Regions from separate parts of the Homo sapiens genome. Here region 2 is linked to region 1. A link is a loop called in an ENCODE intact Hi-C map of the cell type or tissue named here. Cell type or tissue: heart right ventricle. All regions are shown on one strand. Links, peaks and the distances in the headings refer to the core of each region. The heading gives the core; the rest is flanking DNA.

The links. Peaks named below come from ENCODE experiments on the same cell type or tissue, not always from the same donor. Only the 100,000 strongest peaks of a DNase experiment are listed, where the experiment ranks them.
Region 2: it touches region 1 in a loop (2.3-fold over the local background); 32 of 110 quality-filtered maps call a loop at or near these places.

The regions. Positions count from the first base shown.
Region 1 is chr17:39,094,779-39,103,668 of GRCh38, reverse strand. The region is part of intron 7 of PLXDC1 (plexin domain containing 1); the gene reads left to right. Among named protein-coding and RNA genes, the nearest start is that of PLXDC1, 52 kb to the left of the region's middle. RefSeq lists an enhancer at 4,121-4,722. In heart right ventricle, for the core only: no CTCF peak of the experiment used is centred there; DNase peaks (open chromatin) are centred at 3,588, 4,739 and 6,808; H3K27ac peaks cover 4,933 bases.
Region 2 is chr17:39,138,856-39,148,836 of GRCh38, reverse strand. PLXDC1 (plexin domain containing 1) reads left to right here. Exons shown (of 14, transcript NM_020405.5): 2 at 9,005-9,183. Among named protein-coding and RNA genes, the nearest start is that of PLXDC1, 7.8 kb to the left of the region's middle. In heart right ventricle, for the core only: no CTCF peak of the experiment used is centred there; DNase peaks (open chromatin) are centred at 4,196 and 5,136; H3K27ac peaks cover 6,784 bases.

The DNA.
Region 1 (8,890 bases), core at 1-8,000:
TCACCATGTTGTCCAGGCTGGTCTCAAACTCCTGACCTCAGGTGATCTGCCTGCCTCGGTCTCCCAAAGTGCTGGGATTACAGGAGTCAGCCACCGCGCCCAGCCATGAATTACTATTCATTATTATTATTATTATTAGAGACAGGGTCTCAGGCTGGAGCGCAGTGTCCCCATCATAGTTCATTGCGGCCTCAAACACTTGGGCTCAAGCCATCCTCCCACCTCAGCCTCCCAAGAAGCTGGGGCCACAGGCACATGCCACCATGCCCAACTAATTTTTAAATTTTTTTTTGGAGAGATGGACAGGGTTTTCCCATGTTGCCTGGGGTGGTCTCAAACTCCTGGGCTCAACTTAACCTCCCCTGCAAGCCTCCCAGTGCCCAATGTGCTGGGATTACTGGCCTGGGTCACTGAGCCCAGCTTATTTAGTAATGCATGTCTTTTTTTTTTTTTTGAGACGGAGTCTCGCTGTGTCGCCCAGGCTGGAGTGCAGTGATGAGATCTCAGCTCACTGCAAGCTCCACCTCCCGGGTTCACGCCATTCTCCTGCCTCAGCCTCCTGAGTAGCTGGGACTAGAGGCACCTGCCACCACGCCTGGCTAATTTTTGTATTTTTAGTAGAGATGGGGTTTCACCATGTTAGCCAGGATGGTCTCAATCTCCTGACCTTGTGATCCACCCTCCTTGGCCTCCCAAAGTACTAATGCATTTCTTTATCTTCATTTATAAAGTTATATTTTTTCATGAATAAGTGTATCTGGTCTAAAATGCAAAAGATATAAAAGGATGTACAGAGATTAGGTTTTTCACCTGCCCCTGAACCCTGTCTCTCAGTTCGCCATCTCTCAGCTCTCCTCCCTGGAGGCAAAGGGAGGGGAAACCAGTGTTCTGGGTTATCTCCAGAGCTGCAAGCCTTCAGGTGAGTGAGTGTGTGTGTGTGTGTGTGTGTGTGTGTGTGTGTGTATTTGATAGCATACGATGTCAGTGTTTCTGCACTTGAACAGAGTACATCCTGCCCACTGTTCTGTCTCAGCACACAGTGAGCTGCCTCATTCTTCTCTTTAATGGCTGCCTGATAGTCCATTCCATGGATGGACCTTAATTTAACCTGTCCCCTGGGGGTAGACTTTTCAGTTGTTTTAAATCTTGGGCTATAACAAATAATACAGTAGGTACTTTCATGCCCCCGTGTGAGTATTTCCGTACGCTATATTCTCAGTGGTCCAATCATTGGGTCAAAGGGCAGGGGCATTTACAATTTTGATAGCTGTGGCCAAAGTGGGTTCCACGGAGACTCTGGCACTTTACCCTCCTCATAGGTGGGCATGCCTGTCACCTACTCTTTCGCTTGCCGTGTGTCCCAAGGCAAGGTCTGGGCTGTAGCTGTCACCATCTAATGAGTTGCCTCGAGCTACCTCAAGGGCTGTGGTGAGGATTAGCTGAGATATCCATGCACAGAGCACCAGGCACTGTGCCTGGCTTGGGCGGGGTGCCCAGTAAAGGCTGGTTAGCACCCACCAAGCATCTCGCCCCAGTCCACACCTTCATCTGGGCAGATCTGTGGGTGGGGTGGGTGGCACTCAAGGGTCAAGGGGCTGGTGAATGGGGCCTGGTTAATTCCCAACAGGCCAGGAGTTCTTTCCCCTCTTCAGAAATTCACCAGCTTCTTCTTCCTCCACCTTCCTACAACCTCCCTTTCTATTCTTTCTTCCCAATATCTGCCTGCCTGCAGCATTCCCAGCTGGTAAGCAGGCATAGACTTGCTCCCCGAAGCATACCACCTCTCGGTAGGGCCAGCCGCTAGACACCCTTCCCACGCAACACTGCATGATATCGAGGGAGATGGCAGAGGGCAGGGCATCGGAGTGGAGGGGCATCTGATTTGCATATGCTACTAGAAAGGAGTTTTGTGGTCAAGTTTTTGCTGCTTCTACTTGGGACTAATTCAGCTCTCAGCATAACTAGGGTGGTCCCGGCTTATGGTTCTGGGAGCAAATGGCTCTGGTGGCTTGAGGGCAAAGCGCCCACTGCTAAGCGGCAAATAAGGAATCCCTCCTCCCTGGTCAGCATTTGGGTGGGTTATAGTCTTGATCCATGGGCCCGTTGGCTGGTGGCTGTACCCCAGGCCTAGCCTGCCACAGAAGTGTGGGGCTCGCACCTCACCCTCCCTTCCCTTCTTCTCCGTCTCCCTTTTTAGGGCCCCGTGCCCTCTGTCTCCTTTCTTCCACAAAACTGTCCTGGATGCTGTGGCTCATTGCCACCCATACCACATGGCTCCTCATGAGGCCTTTGTGCCCCAGTGGCCTAGACTTGGATATAAAGCCGGGCAGGGTGTCTGTCAGACAGCAGGCACCTACTCGATACGTGATACGTGTGAATGTCCCTCCCTCCTTCCCTTTCTCAAACACGGCCTTGAACTCTTCTGCGCGTTTCTGATATTTCAGTGCCTCTGTTATGTTGCTGCTACACGAGGAACTGTTTTTAAGCTAGTAGAGCTGTTTTCCTGTCTTTGCCATATGTGTATGGAGCAGTCTTTGAAACTGCACACAAGCGGCGACAGCAGAAAACTCTTCCTTCAGCTCCAATGTGTGGCTTCCCTTGCTCCATGCCATGGGGCCCTGTGGATATCACCTTATCCTTTAAGGCCCATTTCCAACCCTAGATATTAGATCCTGGGCTGAGAGTCAGTGCACCCCACTACAGTTGTATCAGTTGTCAAAATATTGAAATACTTGCATTCTTGTTGGCAAATTGCTGCTGATTTGAGCCCCCTCGTACCTCCCACGACCCCTCCTGCCCTCCCCTTAGCCCCCTGCGCTCCCAGTCCTCTATCAAGTATTACAGCCTGGGCTCCAGGACCTGGCTCCATGGCTGCAGGCAGCATCTGCTCTGACTGGTTGGTAAACGCCTGTGTTGAGCCAGTTGTTAAATCATCTCCGTATCACCTGGTTGCATTAGTTAGCTACAGCTGTATAACAAATTGCTCCAGAATTTAGTGGCTTAAAACTGCAACATATTATCTCAGAGTTTTTATGGATCAGGAAGCAAAGCACAATTCAGCCAGGACCTCTCATTCAAGGTCTTTCACAGGCTGCGACTGAAGTGTTAGCCAGCGGCCAGGCACGGTGGCTCACGCCCATAATCTCAGTTCTTTGGGAGGCCAAGGCAGGGGATCTCCTGAGGTCAGGAGTTTGAGACCAGCCTGGCCAATATGTCGAAACCCCATCCTTACTAAAAATACAAAAGTTAGCTGGGTGTGGTGATGGGTACCTATAATCCCAGCTACTTGGGAGGCTGAGGCAGGAGAATCGCTTGAACCCGAGGGGCGGAGCTTGCAGTGAGCTGAGATCGCACCACCTCACTCCTCACACCACTCACTCACGATTTCACTGGGTGAAAGAGTGAAACTCTGTCTCAAAAAAAAGAAAAAAAGTGTTAGCCAGGGTCACAGTTACCCCCGTGATGGGGTGGCAGGTGGGGAGGGTTGGGACCGGCTTCAGAGCTTTCATGTGGTTTGGCAGGATTCAGGATTCAGAATTCAGGATTCAGTTCCCCAAGGAGGCCTTCTTTGGCTCCTTGCCTGGTAAACTTCCCCATGATATGGCAGCTGGCTTCCATCAGAGCAGGCAAGCGAGACAAAAGCAGAGGGCGAGGAAGACGCAAACCAGGGTCTTTTTATAGCTTAATTTTAGATGTAACATCCTATCTTTTTTGCCACATTCCGCTGGCTAGAACCAAGTCACAGATCCAGTCTACGCTCAGGGACTGGATTGCACCTGGGTGTGGATACCAGGCAGCCACCGTAGAGGCTCTCTGGGGGCCATGCTAGCGTCTGCCTACCACACTGATTATAATCCTCTTTCCCATGCACTAAGCTGGACAGTGTCTTGGATCTTCCCCAAACATTGTGAGTTTGTACATTTGTCCCTTTCTAAATGAGGACACAAATGTTCAGAGAGGTAGAGTGACTTATCCTTGGTCACACAGCTATGAAAGGAAGAATTCAAGTCCAGATCTTCTCCATTTAAATCCTGGAGTCCACCACTGAGCCTTTCTTAGACTGACCCACTCCCATTCCACCCAGGGGAATCTTTTCCTCCTCAGCTCCCCCAAACACCCACAGAGTGGGGTGTGCAAACTCCCCAGGCTGCTTCTTGGGACTGTTCTTGGTGTCTGTGCCTTATTTCCTTCCCTATCCTGCATCCCATGTACATTACTGAGCCCACTGTCGGGGCAGGGATGTGTCTGTTTCATCTGCACCTCCCTCAAGGGCTTCTTCCAGGCAGAGTCTCAGGAAACGTGTGCCTGATCAAGCTGTGGAATGAGGGTGAATTAGAGGGGGTCAGATCCCCGGTAGCATCTGCCTCTGAGGCTCCTCTGTGATTCTGGAATGAGAAGCCCCTTTAGAGCAAACCAGAGAGATGAGGGGTGAAGGGGGCGGGGAAGCACAACCCACCTGAAAGAGCAGGGAGGCTATGTCTGCTCTGCAGGATCAGGAGGAAATCTCGGTGGTGGGAGCGGTTGGAGTCTGACTCCAGGTGCTGTGTGCTGAGGTGTTGGGTCTACCTGCCAGGTGAAAGCCAGCACCTGACCCCCAGACACTGCCAGCAGCTCCCAGCCTCGTCCTCCTTCCCTCTGTCTCCTGTTCCTCCTTGTCACCATCAGATCCGATCACATCACTCTCTGACTCCTTGCTGCCCACAGGTCAGGTCAAAATCCTCAGTGTGGCATTCAAGGCCGGGCACAGCTGGGTGCAGTCAACCACGCAGGCGCATTTCCAAACCCTCCCTCCGCTCACCGCCCTCTGCCTGGGGAGCTCTGGTCTGTGTCCCCTGGGTTCCCTGAACATGCTAAGGGCTGTCCACATCGGTATGACACAGTCCCCTTGTATAAAACGCCTCTTACTCCAATCTTTTTTACTGCTTGGCACCATTCTCCCTCTCCAGCGGCCCAGGTCAGATGCTGTGCAAGTAACCACTCCGCCATGCAGTGGAATTCACGGCTTCCTCTTCTTCCCCCCGGCACTTCGCTGATACTTTTTTCTTCTTCTTCTTTTCTTTCTAGTGGTGGCGAGAACAAATGCTGATACTCTTAACATAGAACTTATTGTCCTCCCCAGCTAGGTGTGAATTCCTTGGGGGCTCTCTATGGCCCCCAGCAGTGAGCCCAGTGGGCAGGCACTAACATTTTTAGAAAATGAGTAACTACAAGAAAGTGGACCTAGTTGCTGGGGTTAGGGCACCGCTGAAGGGAATGGACATAGCATAGACCTTGTCCTCTGCTCTATTGTGACTCTAGGTGAGAACAGGGGTCTGACACCACTTGAGTTTGGGAGTTGAGTGTTTTGGAAATTGCATCCCTTTTTGTCAGAGGTTTTTAGCTTACGGGAACAAGCATAAAATTCAGGAAGTCTGGGAATCTTAAAATTGTATACGGATTTTTTTTTTTTTTTTTTTTTTTTTTGAGATGGAGTTTCACTCTTGTTGCCCAGGCTGGAGTGCAATGGCGCAATCTCGGCTCACTGCAACCTCCACCTCCTGGGTTCAAGCAATTCTCCTGCCTCAGCCTCCGGAGTAGCTGTGATTATAGGTGCCCGCCACCACGCCTGACTAATTTTTGTATTTTTTAGCAGAGACGGGGTTTCACCATGTTGGCCAGGCTGGTCCTGAACTCTGACCTCAGGTGATCCGCCCACCTTGGCCTCCCAAAGTGCCGGGATTACAGGCGTGAGCCGTTGCACCTGGCCTTTTTTTTTTTTTTTTTTTTATAGACAGGGTCTTGCTCTGTCGCTCAGGCCGAAGTGCAGTAGCACAATCATAGCTCACTGCAACCTCAACTTTCTGGGCTTAAGCGATCCTCCTGCCTCAGCCTCCTGAGTAGCTGAGACTATAGATGTGTACCACCATGCCCAGCTTATTTATTTATTTATTTATTTATTTATTTATTTATTTATTATTTGTAAAGACAAATAATAAAATAGGGTGGTATTGAATTCTTACGCTCAAGCCATGCTCTGGCTTTGGCCTCCCAAAGCACTGGATTACAGATGTGAGCCACCGTGTAAGGCCTGTATGTGGAGTATTGAAATGCAAGTGGAACATGTTCACATCCATGCGTTTTTCTGGGACAGTATCCATGGCCCTCATTGGGGTTTAAAATGGGCCACAGCCTCTGCTCCTGGGGAGAAATGGCTTTTATGTGGCTAAGGGGTCAGATGACTTTGGGTCTCACATTCAATCCGGCAAGCAGGGAATTTGTTTGGATTAGGTTGAGCTGCAGGTAATAGTAAACCCCAAATGATCATGGCTTAAAGGAAACAGAAGTTCAGGAAGAGCCATCTGGTCTGCAGACCCTATGATCACCATGGATAATCCTATTGACCAAGCCCACCTGATCATACAGAATGGGTGGCGTCACTGTCCTTGTGCCCAGGTTTGACTGCTCCCTGCCTGGGGCAGTGTGAGGAGGGGAGTTTGATTCCTCACTATTTAGGAATCCCCAGCCACTGAACCCTGTCTGGGGAAAACTCTCCTCCCCCAGGTTCTAAACACTTTCCTCCCCACCCCTGCTAGGCAAGGGGATGGGAGGTGCAATGGGGAGGACTCCTCACAGCCTCACTCCTGGGGGAGAGGGTAGAAGAGGCTGAAAACCACAAGAGTTCTTACCAGTACTTCCTCGTATAAACTCTTCCGCAGGCTTTTCAGCAGAGTCTGCAAAGCATCTTTGGTGAAAAGAAAAGTCATGTGCAATTAGCAGCATCTGTTTGCAGAGGCACTCAAAACACACAGGACAGTGTATCCGCTATGTGGCTGGGGAGACCGCCGGAAGTCAATATTATTTCCTCTGTTCATTTGCTTAAGAAACTCTTTATTTCATGGTTAGTATAAAAGCAACTTTAGCATTGCCAACATCGAAACTGACAGGGATTCTGAATTAGTGGGATCAGTTAGTGAGGATTTTCTTACAAAGAGCTCCAGAATGTAGCCTGCCCCTTGGCTGGCCCCGAATGGCCTTGGACGGCCCCAACATGCTGGTCCTCCTCCTTTACCGGAACTTTCCTGTCCTTTCCGAGGCAGACTTGAGTCCAGATATATGTCAGGGCCTGAGCTGTGTGTACCTTCCTGCCAGGCTGCAGGTAAGGGAGGGGTGGGTCCCAGAGCAGGCTACAGAAGGGATCTAGGGGCAGCCACGTGAGGAAGTGGGTGCAGGGAGAAGCTGAGGATCTGGCCAATTTTGCCTTTTCTGATAAAGGATCCTTTAAAGTGCCCTTCGTTGGAAGTTTTTAATCCATCTGGGGGCCCATCCTTCCCTCTTTTCCCTTCTCACTTCTGTTTTTCCCACTACTCTGCTCCCTGAGTCATTTCTGGCCTCTTCTTTCTCTGCCTTTTTCTGCTTTGCTTCAATGCTGAGGGACCCCCCTACTTCTCCCCCGTGGGGCAGGGTCCCCTGCTGGGGCTCCACTCGTGATTATTGAATGAATAATCACATGAGCCAAGGAACAAAAGAATGCATGAAGACTTTTTCCCAACCCAACCTCTTAGATTTTTTTATACGGTAACCACCCATTCCAGGTGGGAGTTTGTGGATCGACCTGTCATCTCCTAACTTCTTCTGGCCAAGCCAGCACTCTCCCATGGGCATCTGGCATTGAAACACAAAGGGACATGCAAACCTCTCACTTGAACCATTAACATTACTTGTTTGGGGCCAGGCATGGTGGCTACGCCTGTAATCCCAGCACTTTGAGAGGCCGAGGCGGGTGGATCGTTTGAGGCCAGGAGTTTGAGACCAGCCTGGCCAAGATGGTGAAACCCCATCTGTACTAAAAATACAGAAATCAGCCAGGTGTGGTGGCAGGCACCTGTAATCCCAGCTCCTCGGGAGGCTGAGGCAGGAGAATTGCTTGAACCCGGGAGGTGGAGGCTGCAGTGAGCTGAGATTGTGCCACTGCACTCCAGCCTGGGCGACAGAGCAAGACCCTGTCTCAAAAACAAAAACAAAACAAAACAAAAACAACCCCCCCGCCAAAAAAAAAAGACAAAAAACAAAAACATTTCTTGTTTGGGCAGCAGTGTTTGCCAAGTCTGGACCTGAGTATTTCTGAATCTTTGATGCCTGGAAGCAGAGATAAAACAGAACACCTTAAACTGCCAGAAATGGTGCTCTGGGGAAGCCTGCGTCTTGGTTCCAGAAAGGATCTGTTGGTCATGGAGATGGAAGTCATTGTCTTGGGCAAGCTCCAGATGTTGGTGAAACAATCCAAAACAAATAACCCAGGCTTGGGGGGTTGGGGGGGGGGGGCGGGGCGTAAGGATTCTTTTATTAAAAAAATAAAAATATTACCAAACCCACACTCGAACAAGTACAAGCTGGCAGTTGAAGTGAGCAAATAGTTTCAATTAGAGATATAGTTCCACCCCCCACCCTCATCCCCCTTTCTGCCACCACTCAGCCTCCCCCACTCCGCTGGAAGGACTGTATTTTCAGAGGACAGCTGGCATCCCTGGCTGCACCCATGCTTGGGGCACATCCCCAACTCTGCCCCCCAGCCCGGATGGTGGGGAAACCCATCCCTAGAGCCTGGTGTGAAGTTTCTAGGAGACTTGGCTTCCCTGGCTGCCACTTGTGTCTCTATCCTCGAACTCAGTTCCCTTGAAAAGTCTGAGTCTCTATCTGTGCCCCACCCTGAGTCCCTTTGTCCCTCCCATTTCCCCTTCCTTCTGATGAGGGAAAGCTCTGCCCTGCAGCCTTGCAGGTGGAGAAATCCTGAAAGCCAGCTCTCCTCCCGCTTTGAGATCTAGCTTAGGAGGCGGCATGTCTGGTTTACTGTGGTCTTTCAGGGTTGTCCTTTTGAGAATGGCAGTAATTTGTGGTGGGCTGGGGAGGGAGG
Region 2 (9,981 bases), core at 906-8,905, 44 kb before region 1:
ATCCTAACACTTTGGGAGGCTGAGGTGGGAGGATAGCTTTAGACCAGGAGTTTGAGACCAGCCTGGGCAAAATAGTGAGACCCCATGTCTATAAATGATTTAGGCCAGGCAGGGTGGCTCATGCCTGTAATCCCAGCACTCTGGGAGGCCGAGGCCGGCGGATCACCTGAGGTCAGGAGTTTGAGACCAGCCTGGCTAACATGGTGAAACCCCGTCTCTACTAAATATACAAAAATTAGTATATTTAGTATTGTTATTAATATTATTAATATTAGTATATTAGTAAAAATTAGCCAGGCGTGGTGGTGCATGCCTGTAATCTCAGTTACTCAGGAAGCTGAGGCAGGAGAATAGCTTGAACCCGAGAGGCAGAGGTTATAGTGAGCTGAGATCGCACCACTGCACTCCAGCCTGGGCAACAGAGTAAGACTCTGTCAAAAAAAAAAATTAAAATTAAAATAAAAAATTAGCTGGGCATGGCGGTGTGCGCCTGTAGTCCCAGGTACTCGGAAGGCTGAGGCAGGAGGATCGTTTGAGCCCAGGAACTGGAGGCTGCAGTGAGCTATGATCATGCCACATAGTGAGGGCAGCATAACGAGGTCCCATCTTTTTTTAAAAAAAGGAGGGAAGGAGGTTGGACCAGATTGTCTCTAGGGCTCCAACAACCTGAGACTAAAATGCGAACTTATGGAGGTCAGGCAGCCCCTCCCTCATCCCACCATCTTCTCTAGCTCTCCCCAGATTCACCCCTTAACCCACTCCAGCTGCCGTCCCCTCCGATCGACAGATAACTAACTGGCTTCTTCTCATTCAGGTCTTAATCAGCTCAAGGGGACCCTCCTCAGAGAGCCCCACCTCATGGCTCTGTGTAGAGTAGCAACAACCCCAACCCTTTCCTCTGTCTGATTTTCTTCATAGCCCTTACCAAATGATTCATTTTGTATGTCTCCATGAAGAAAACTAGACTCTTCCTGGGTACAGGGCTTGTGTCCCCCCAGCACCCAGCACAGTGCCTGCGACTCAATAAAAGTGTATTGAATGAATGAGTGAGTGACTGAGTGAGTATATCAGAGGTGGCACAGATCCCAGACTCTCCCCTCAAGGGACACACATAGAGAGCTGAACTCTTCTTGCTGTCCCTCCCTTCCCCTCCCCTCCCCTTCCCTCCCTCCCTCTTCCCTTCTGCTACCTGGTGGTCCCTCCCTGCACTTCCTTTGACTCCTTCCCTCTCCCCAGGTGAGGGTCCTCAGTGGGTCCCTACCTGCCAGAGGAAAGGGAGAGGGTATGGTTAGGGGCTTTGTAACTTGGAGGCAGGATTTCAGTTTAGGGTTTGGAGCCTTCCCTGGCCCCTCTGAAAGCTGGTCCTGTGACCCTAACTGGTGTGTTGCCCAAGGTGCAGCAAGTTGACACACCAACACCGAGGGGGCAGCAGAGAAAGAGTTTCATCATCGTGGGGCAGCATTTGGGGCTAGAGGTTTTATGGGGTTTGGGGTGGGGTGGCCAACGTGTGGGAATTGTTAATTGGTTGAAGAGTGCATGAAGAAATAAAGAAACTGCATTCTCATGTTAAATCAGTTCCTCGGCTGGGCGCGGTGGCCCGCGCCTGTAATCCCAGCACTTTGGGAGGTCGAGGTGGGTGGATCACAAGGTCAGGAGTTCGAGACCAGCCTGCCCAATATGGTGAAACCCTGTCTCTACTAAAAACACAAGAAAATTAGCTGGGCGTGGTGGTACATGCCTGTAATCCCAGCTACTTGGGAGGCTGAGGCAGGAGAATTGCTTGAATCCGGGAGGCAGAGGTTGCAGTGAGCCGAGATCGTGCCACTACACTCCAGCCTGGGTGACAGAGCGAGACTCCGTCTCAAAAAAAAAAAAAAAAAAAAAAAAATCATTTCCTGTCTGAGGGTCTTCGAATTGGCCCTTCTGCTGGAATTCAGGATCCGAAAACCATCTTAATCCTTCTTTTTTTTTTTTCTTTTTTGAGACAGGGTCTCACTCTGTTGTTCAGGCTGGAGTGCAGTGGTGTGATCATAGCTCACTGCTGCCTCAACTTCCTGGGCTCAAGTGATCCTCCTGCCTCTGCTTCCTGAGTAGCTGGGACTGCAGGCATGCACCACCACATCTGGCTAATTTTTTAAAATTTATTATTAATAATAAATTAAATTTTATAATACCTTTTTTTATTATAAAAAAGACAAGGTCTTGCCATGTTGCCCAGGCTGATCTCCAACTCCTGGGCTCAGGTAATCCTCCTGTCTTGGCCTTCCAAAGTGCTGGGACTACAGGCATGAGCCACCATGTCCAGACTTTAAAAAAAATTTTAGTAGAGATGGGGTCTTGCTATGTTGTCCAGTCTGGTCTCGAACTCCTGGACTCAAGTGATCCCACCACCTCACCCTCCCAAAGTGTTGGGATTATAGGCATGAGCCACTGCACCTGGCCTTAAACAATTCTTAAATAAAAGCTGGCCAGGCGTGGTGGCTCATGCCTATAATCCCAGCACTTTGGGAGGCCAAGGCGGGAGCATCATTTGAGGTCAGGAGCTCAAGACTAGCCTGGCCAACATGGTGAAACCCCATCTCTGCTAAAAATATAAAAATTAGCTGGGTGTGGTGGCGCACTCCTGTAGTCCCAGCTACTTGGGATGGTGAGGCAGGAGAATTGCTTGAACCCGAGAGGTGGAGGTTGCAGGGAGCTGAGATCACACCAATGTACTCCAGCCTGGGTGACATATCGAGATTCCCTCTCAAAAAAAAAAAAAAAAAAGGAATGGGCCGAAGTGCAGCCTGATTAATGCTTAATTACTCCTATACTTCTGCCCAGAACCCGGCATGTAATTCTTGTTAACCCTGAGAAGACGGTTTCAGTCCTCATGTGAAACCCAGGGAAGGCAGGGCGACTTGCTGGGTGCTCTGTGTATATGATTTTGTTAAAGTGTCAAACCTACCAAGTTTATGTTTTATCAGCCCCATCTCACAGATGAGGAAACTGAGTCTTAGAGAGTGTGTGTAATTTGTCCAATGTTGTAGTTAGTAGGTGGTAGATTCAGGGTTCAGTGTCTAGCTTGTCTGATTCCAAACCTGTGTTGTTTTACTGCTCTGATACTACAATGAAGTTCCAAGGGAAGGGTGTTTCCAGTTCGGTGTATCTCAGGTACTCAGGGCATTTAAAGATGCTCTCCCTTCCCTCCCCTCCCCTCGCCTCCTTTCTCTTCTCCTCTTTTTCTCAGCCTGTGGGACAGGATGAGCCAGGGACAGGTGAGCTGGAAGCCGGAGAGAGATGGAATCAAGTTCACCCTCTAGGTGGCTTGTCCTGGCTATGGTGGGGGAGATTAGCTCTAGGGCATTAAGGGTGGAGGCTGACCCAGGATAGAGGCTGTGGTAACCTGAGCTATGGGGTGGCCCAGGGCTGGGATGCCAAGTTTGGGTGTTGGGTGAGATGAGGATGGCTTGGCCCAGGCTCTGGGGCCGCACAACCTGGCCTCCTGAGGTCAGCCCCATTCCCCCTTGCCCTGAAATGGGACCAGTGCCAGCTGAGGGGACTGGGACGCTACTGCTGGGCTGTACCCTGCATGCTGGGGGACACAGTCTCCCAGGGAAGCTCTCAGGTTCAGGCCCAATGGCAGCCTGAGTAGGGCCCTCCAAGAACCTAGCCCACATGCCAGCCCCACCCCGGGGCTGCCCCTGCACCCTGGGAAACAGTGGGGATTGTCGGTCACTTTTTACTGCACTTTCTGTGGTTCTGAGTAGGCTCTGGAGCCAGCCTGCCTGAGTTCAGATCCTGCCATGGACTGGTTCTGTGACCTTGGGAGGTTCCTTAACGTCTTTGTGCCTCAGTTTCTCCATTTGTAAAATGGATTTTAAACTAGTAACTATTTCATGGGATTATTGTGGGGATTAAGGGGGTGGATGTGTTTAAAGCCCCTGGAATAGTGCTAGCACAGAGCAGCATTCTCTGAAAGTCAGCTATCATTTTTATTACTAGGGTGATTATTATGGCATCCCACTGGACTGCACACTACTTGGGGCCATGAGTGAGTGAATCAATGAATGAACAGCTTGTGTTCCGGAAGCTCCTTGGCAACACATGCAGGCGGGGAACGGGTCCAGGGAAAATGGAGCTCTCTCCAGTGGAAGGCAGGTGGGGTGAGGAGTGGCTGAGGGTTGGGCAGGTGTCCAACTTGTGTGTGAGCACATACGGGAAGGCCGAGGCTTTCAGGAAAGTCTTTGTGGGCATGTGCACAGGCACGTGGGCCCCTGCACATACACGTGAGCAACCAGCTGTGTTGGCTTCTTTCATGAGTCGTGGGGATGACGTCCTGTCCCAGGCAACAGGGAAGGAAGGGTGGCCAGGAAACAGATGTAGTATGGGTTGGAAGAGTAAGATTCAGGGCTAGGCCAGGGTAGGCCAGGGTCCTGGTCAAGCTCCCTCTCCATCCCTCGCCCTGCCCTCTTTCATGGACTCTTTACCTCTTACCCTGGCCTGAGCTCTCTATAAAACCTCATTTGTGTTTCTCACTTGACGCTTATGGCAGCCTGTACTGTGGGCACCATCGTCAAATCCATTTGAGTCACTAGGGAGCTGAGGATTAGAGAGGAAAACTGATGGGGCTAAGGTCCCATAACTTGTGAGTGGCAAGACTGGGTGTGGAGGTCAACCCAGTGTCTCTTCCCTGGCCACCCCCAGCTGGGCCCCCTCCCTGTCCTTCCCCGGGCTGCAGGCCTCCACCATCCCGCCTCCTGTCTCGGCTCCAGGTTTGTGAATCCTGAAGATCCCCAACACTCCTCTCTGGGCCGCTGAGCCCCTCCACTTGTTCACTACCCGCTCTATCCTGTTCTGGCTCCTGCCCAGGCCCCAGGGCTGCTTGCAGGAAGACCTGGGGAGCTGGGCAGACCAGCCCAGCACAAACAGCTCTGTCTCCAGAAGCAGCTGTGGGCCCCACCCAAGAGAGACCAGACAGCCCTGGCTTGGGCCTGGGCAGTGGGCAGGCTGCCTTCCCAGCCCTGGACTCATGTCCATCTGTGGGCAGCCAGTGGGCATCTTGGGGAAGGGGTCTGGGGACTGCCCTCCTCCCCACGTGCTCCAGCAGCATCTGGTTGCTATTAGGGGCAGAGAAGTGAGAGGGGGCCGGCAAGGGTCCAGTAGGCGCCAGCAGCCAAGAATGACTTAATTGGATACAATGTCTAATGACAAAGCAGGGCCCCACAGCGGAGTTCTGGCCTCAGCCCCAGGCCTGGGCCTGGCCAAGCCTGGTCTCAACCTCTGTCCTTGCTGGCTCCCAGGAGCTACCCTATGCACTGCGTCCTCAATTCTGCAGTGATGGAGCACCTGCTGTTTGCTGGACATGCCAAATTTGAAGAAGGTGGAGAGAATCCTGGGGGAACTCAAATCTACCAGGGAGATAGGCACATAGTCGCACACGTAGGTGCTCTAGGAGAGGGAGAGCCACATCCAGGAGCTCTGGGGAGTGGGCTGGGGGAAGGCAGAGGTTGAGACAGGTATCTGACACAGGGTGGGCCTGAAATGGAAGAGGGTCATAGGTGGGGAATGTCAGATCCACCTATCTGATGGTCTGTTCTCATATATACATCCATAGTAGGTGTGACCATTAGAATGACAATAAAAGCCACAGCTTTGGGGGGCATAAATCTTTTTGAAGTGGAAAAGGATGGTTTTTGTGTTGTTTATTTATTTATTTGGAGAAGGAGTTTCGCTTTTTTGTCCAGGCTGGAGTACAGTGGCGCAATCTCGGCTCACTGCAACCTCTGCCTCCCAGGTTCAAGCAATTCTCCTGCCTCAGCCTCCCGAGTAGCTGGGATTATGGGTGCCCGCCACCATGCCCGGCTAATTTTTGTATTTTTAGTAGAGACGGGGTTTCGTCATGTTGGCCAGGCTGGTCTCGAATTCCTGACCTCAGGTGATCCACCCACCTCAGCCTCCCAAAGTGCTAGGATTATAGGTGTGAGCCACCACGCCCGGCCTTTTGTTAGAACTAATTTAACAGACCTGGTGCAGTGGCTCACGCTTATAATCCCACCACTTTGGGAGGCCAAGGTGGAAGGACCGCTAGAGCCCAGGAGTTCAAGGCCAGTGTAGGCAACATGGTGAAACCCAGCCTCTACGAAAAATACAAAATAAAATAATAATAACTAGCCGGGTGTGGTGGCATGCAACTGTAGTACCAGCTACTCAGAAGGCTGAGGTGGGAGGATTGCTTGAGCCTGAGAGGTCAAGCGTACAGTGAGCTGTGATTGTGCCACTGCACTCCAGCCTGCATGCTAGAGTGAGACCCTGTCTCAAAAAAAGCATGCATTTAACAACCTAGAGGGAACTGGAGAGGAGATCATGGAACCTAAAGCCATTTCGCAACCTCCAGAAATGGAGGTTCGCATGGCCGCGAAATGGCCTGTGTGTAGTCACTTTCCAATCCTGTGCCCATGGCAGACATTGCTTATTGATCTTCACAGTCCTTCCTGCTAAATACAAGAGGAGCCTTTGCATTCTCAGTTGGAGTGCCTCTGGCTGTCACGAATGGATTGCAGATGGCATGTGATATGAAACCTATTTGCCATCCTAGACAGTATCTAGGTAGTGATAGGAGTAAAACAGTAAAAAATTACCCCTCCCTCAATGGGGCAAGGGGGGGTTAATTTTATTCCCCAGGGGATATTTGGCAATGTTTGGAGACGTTTTTCATTGTCACAGCTTGGGATGGGGAGGAGCGTGGTGCTACTGGCATTTAGTGAGCAGGGGCCAAGGCTGCGGCTGCTAAACATCTTACAGAGCACTGGACAGTTCCCGCATAACAATGAATTATCCAGTCCAACCAACAATCCAATTTAAAAACAGGAAAAAGACTTAAATAGACATTTCTCCAAAGAAGATATACAAATGGCCCACAAGCATATGAAAAGATGTTCGGCATCACTAATCATCAGGGAAATGCCAATTTATAAAAACGATGAGATATAACCTCATACCTGTTAGGATGGCTACTATAAAAAAAACAGAAAATAACAAGTATTGGCAAGAATGTGGAGAGATTGGAACCCATGTGCACGGTTGGTGGGAATGTAAAATGGTCCAGTCATTTTACATGGAAAACATTTTATATGGAAAACAGTATGACAATTCCTCAAAAAATTAGAAATAGAATTACCATACAATCCAGCAATTCCGCTTCTGGGTATATACCCAAAAGAATTGAAGGCCAGGTCTCAAAGAGATATTTGTACACCCATGTTTGTAGCAGCATTGTTCACAATAGCTAAAACGTGGAAGCAAAACAGACATCCATTGATAGTTGAGTGGGTTAGCAAAATGTGGTATATCCACACAATGGAATATTATTCAGCCTTCAAAAGGAAGTCAATTCTGCCATATGCTACGACATGAATGAACCTTGAATTTATTATGCTAAGTGAAATAAGCCAATCACAAAAAGACAAATATAGTATGATGCCATTTATATGAGATACTTAGAGTAGTCAAAATCATAGATACAGGCTGCGCGCTGTGGCTCATATCTGTAATCCCAGCACCTTGGGAGCCAAGGCAGGAAAATTGCTTGAGACCAGGAATTCAAGACCAACCACCCTGAACAAAATAGTGAGACCCTGTCTCTATAAAAAGTAAAAAGATTAGCTGGGCATGGTGGCGCATGCCTATAGTCCCAGCTACTTAGGAAGCTGAGGTGGGAGGATCGCATGAGCCCAGCAGTTGGAGGCTGCAGTGAGCTATGATCGCACCACTACTCCCCAGCCTGGGTGACAGAGCAAGGCCCCATCTCTTAAATAAAATAAAATAACAGGGGTGAATAGGGAGTTATTATTTAACGGGTACAGAATTTTAGTTTTACAAGGTGAAAAGAGTTATGCAGATAGATGGTGGTGATGGTCATACAACATTAGGAATGTATTTAATGTTACTGAATTGTACACTTGGAAATGGTTAGATGGCAAATTTTGTTATGTGTATTTTGCCACAATAAAAAAATTGGAAAAGGAATTATCCAGTCCAAATGTCAATAGTACCGAGGTTGAGAAGCCCTGAACGAAAAGAACTCTGGCTTCTAGTCCCCTGACCCCACTGGGAAATAGGATTATGTGCCATTTCTGCCAGAGAAATAAGAAACTGGTTTGGAAGGCTCAACGGCAATGGTTCTCACCCTTGCCTGCAGAGTTAAGTCCAAGACTCCTCAAAATCTCCCCTGAGGCTCTTTTAAGAAATCGAGGCTAGGCGCGGTGGCTCACGCCTGTAATCCCAGCACTTTGGGAGGCCGAGACGGGTGGATCACGAGGTCAGGAGATTGAGACCATCCTGGCTAACACGGTGAAACCTCGTCTCTATTAAAAATACAAAAAATTAGCTGGGCGCGGTAGCGGGCGCCTGTAGTCCCAGCTACTCGGGAGGCTGAGGCAGGAGAATGGCGTGAACCCTGGAGGCGGAGCTTGCAGGGAGCGGAGCTCGGGCCACTGCACTCCAGCCTGGGTGACAGAGCGAGACTCCATTTCAAAAAAAGAAAAAGAAAAAGAAATTGAATGCCCAGGCTACACCATAGACCAGTTACAAGAGATCTCTAGGGTGGGACCCAGACATCAGGAACTTTTGAAGCTGTCCAGGTGACTCCAGTGTATAGCTGAGGTTGAGAATAATCACCCTTTGGAGGCAGATCAGCTTGGGTTTGAAACTTACCTGCATGCCTAACCCACTGCGTGACTTTTAACCTCTGAGCCTCTGATTCTTGTTTGCAAAATGGAGAACATCCTAACTACTGCGGAGAGCTGGCATGAGGATTAAAAGGATATGTGCGAAGTGCTTGGCCTGGAGCTGGGCACGTGACTCTCAGTACACATTGGGTGTCTCCTGTCCTGGTAGTCAGTCAAGTGTCTGCAAATTCTACAGTGGCATGGTGTTGGGGCCCTTGCAGAATAACTGGGCTGGATTCCCCTCCTGATCTTCATTCCGGACTGCTGGCACTCAGGTTTCTGTCCCCTTCTCCCAGGTCACGATGAGGGCCCAGGCTCTGGATGGGCTGCCAAAGGGACCGTGCGGGGCTGGAACCGGAGAGCCCGAGAGAGCCCTGGGCATGTGTCAGAGCCGGACAGGACCCAGCTGAGCCAGGACCTGGGTGGGGGCACCCTGGCCATGGACACGCTGCCAGATAACAGGACCAGGGTGGTGGTGAGTGCTGGAGGAACATGGAGGGGGAGCGAAGTGGGGGTGGGGGAGGTCTCACCAGCTGCCCCAGGTGTGCTTGTCCTACATGCAAATCACATATCATTTGGGGTTGGCCCCGGAGGACAGGGTGGAGAGAAGAATCCCCGGGGAGGGGATGGAAGCAGGGCCCAGACTGGGTCATAAAATCACAGCATCTCAGCGTTTCATAGGCTGCCTACTCCCTCCTGGACCCAGAGACATCAAATGGATTGTATCAGGATGCACAGCCTGACCACAGCATTCCTGAAACTGGACTCTCCCATGACTTAGGGAAGAAAAAGCTGACAGTGGCCTTATGAGTCACATCTCAGCTGCCAGATGGGGCCCTTCCCCACCCCATTTCTGCCCCATCTACAGACTGGGGCGCAAGAGGATTAATGGCTGCTTAGCCTAAGGGCTGGGCACTCAGCAGGGGGCTGAGTAGAGAAAGCAATTAGGGTGCAGCTCCTGGAGACAACCTCCTTGGCCTGGGGCAGTTCTGGGGTGCTGGCACAGGGAGGAGAGGCCTGGAGGGAGTGCTCTTCTCTCAGGGTTTCCGGGAGGCTCTTGGAAGCCTCGGTGTGTCTGGGGGTGAATCTATTAATATAATTGTGCGTTTCTGGGAATGGGTGTGTGTGTCATGGACGCTGGGTTCGCACCTGTGTCAGATGATTTTGTATATTATGTATGTGTACCTGTCTGTCACTGTGGGCTGTTTGTGGGTGTCTGTGATGAGCATGTGTAAGTGTGAGTGTGCCTGTGGCTGTGTGTGTAGGTGCCTGC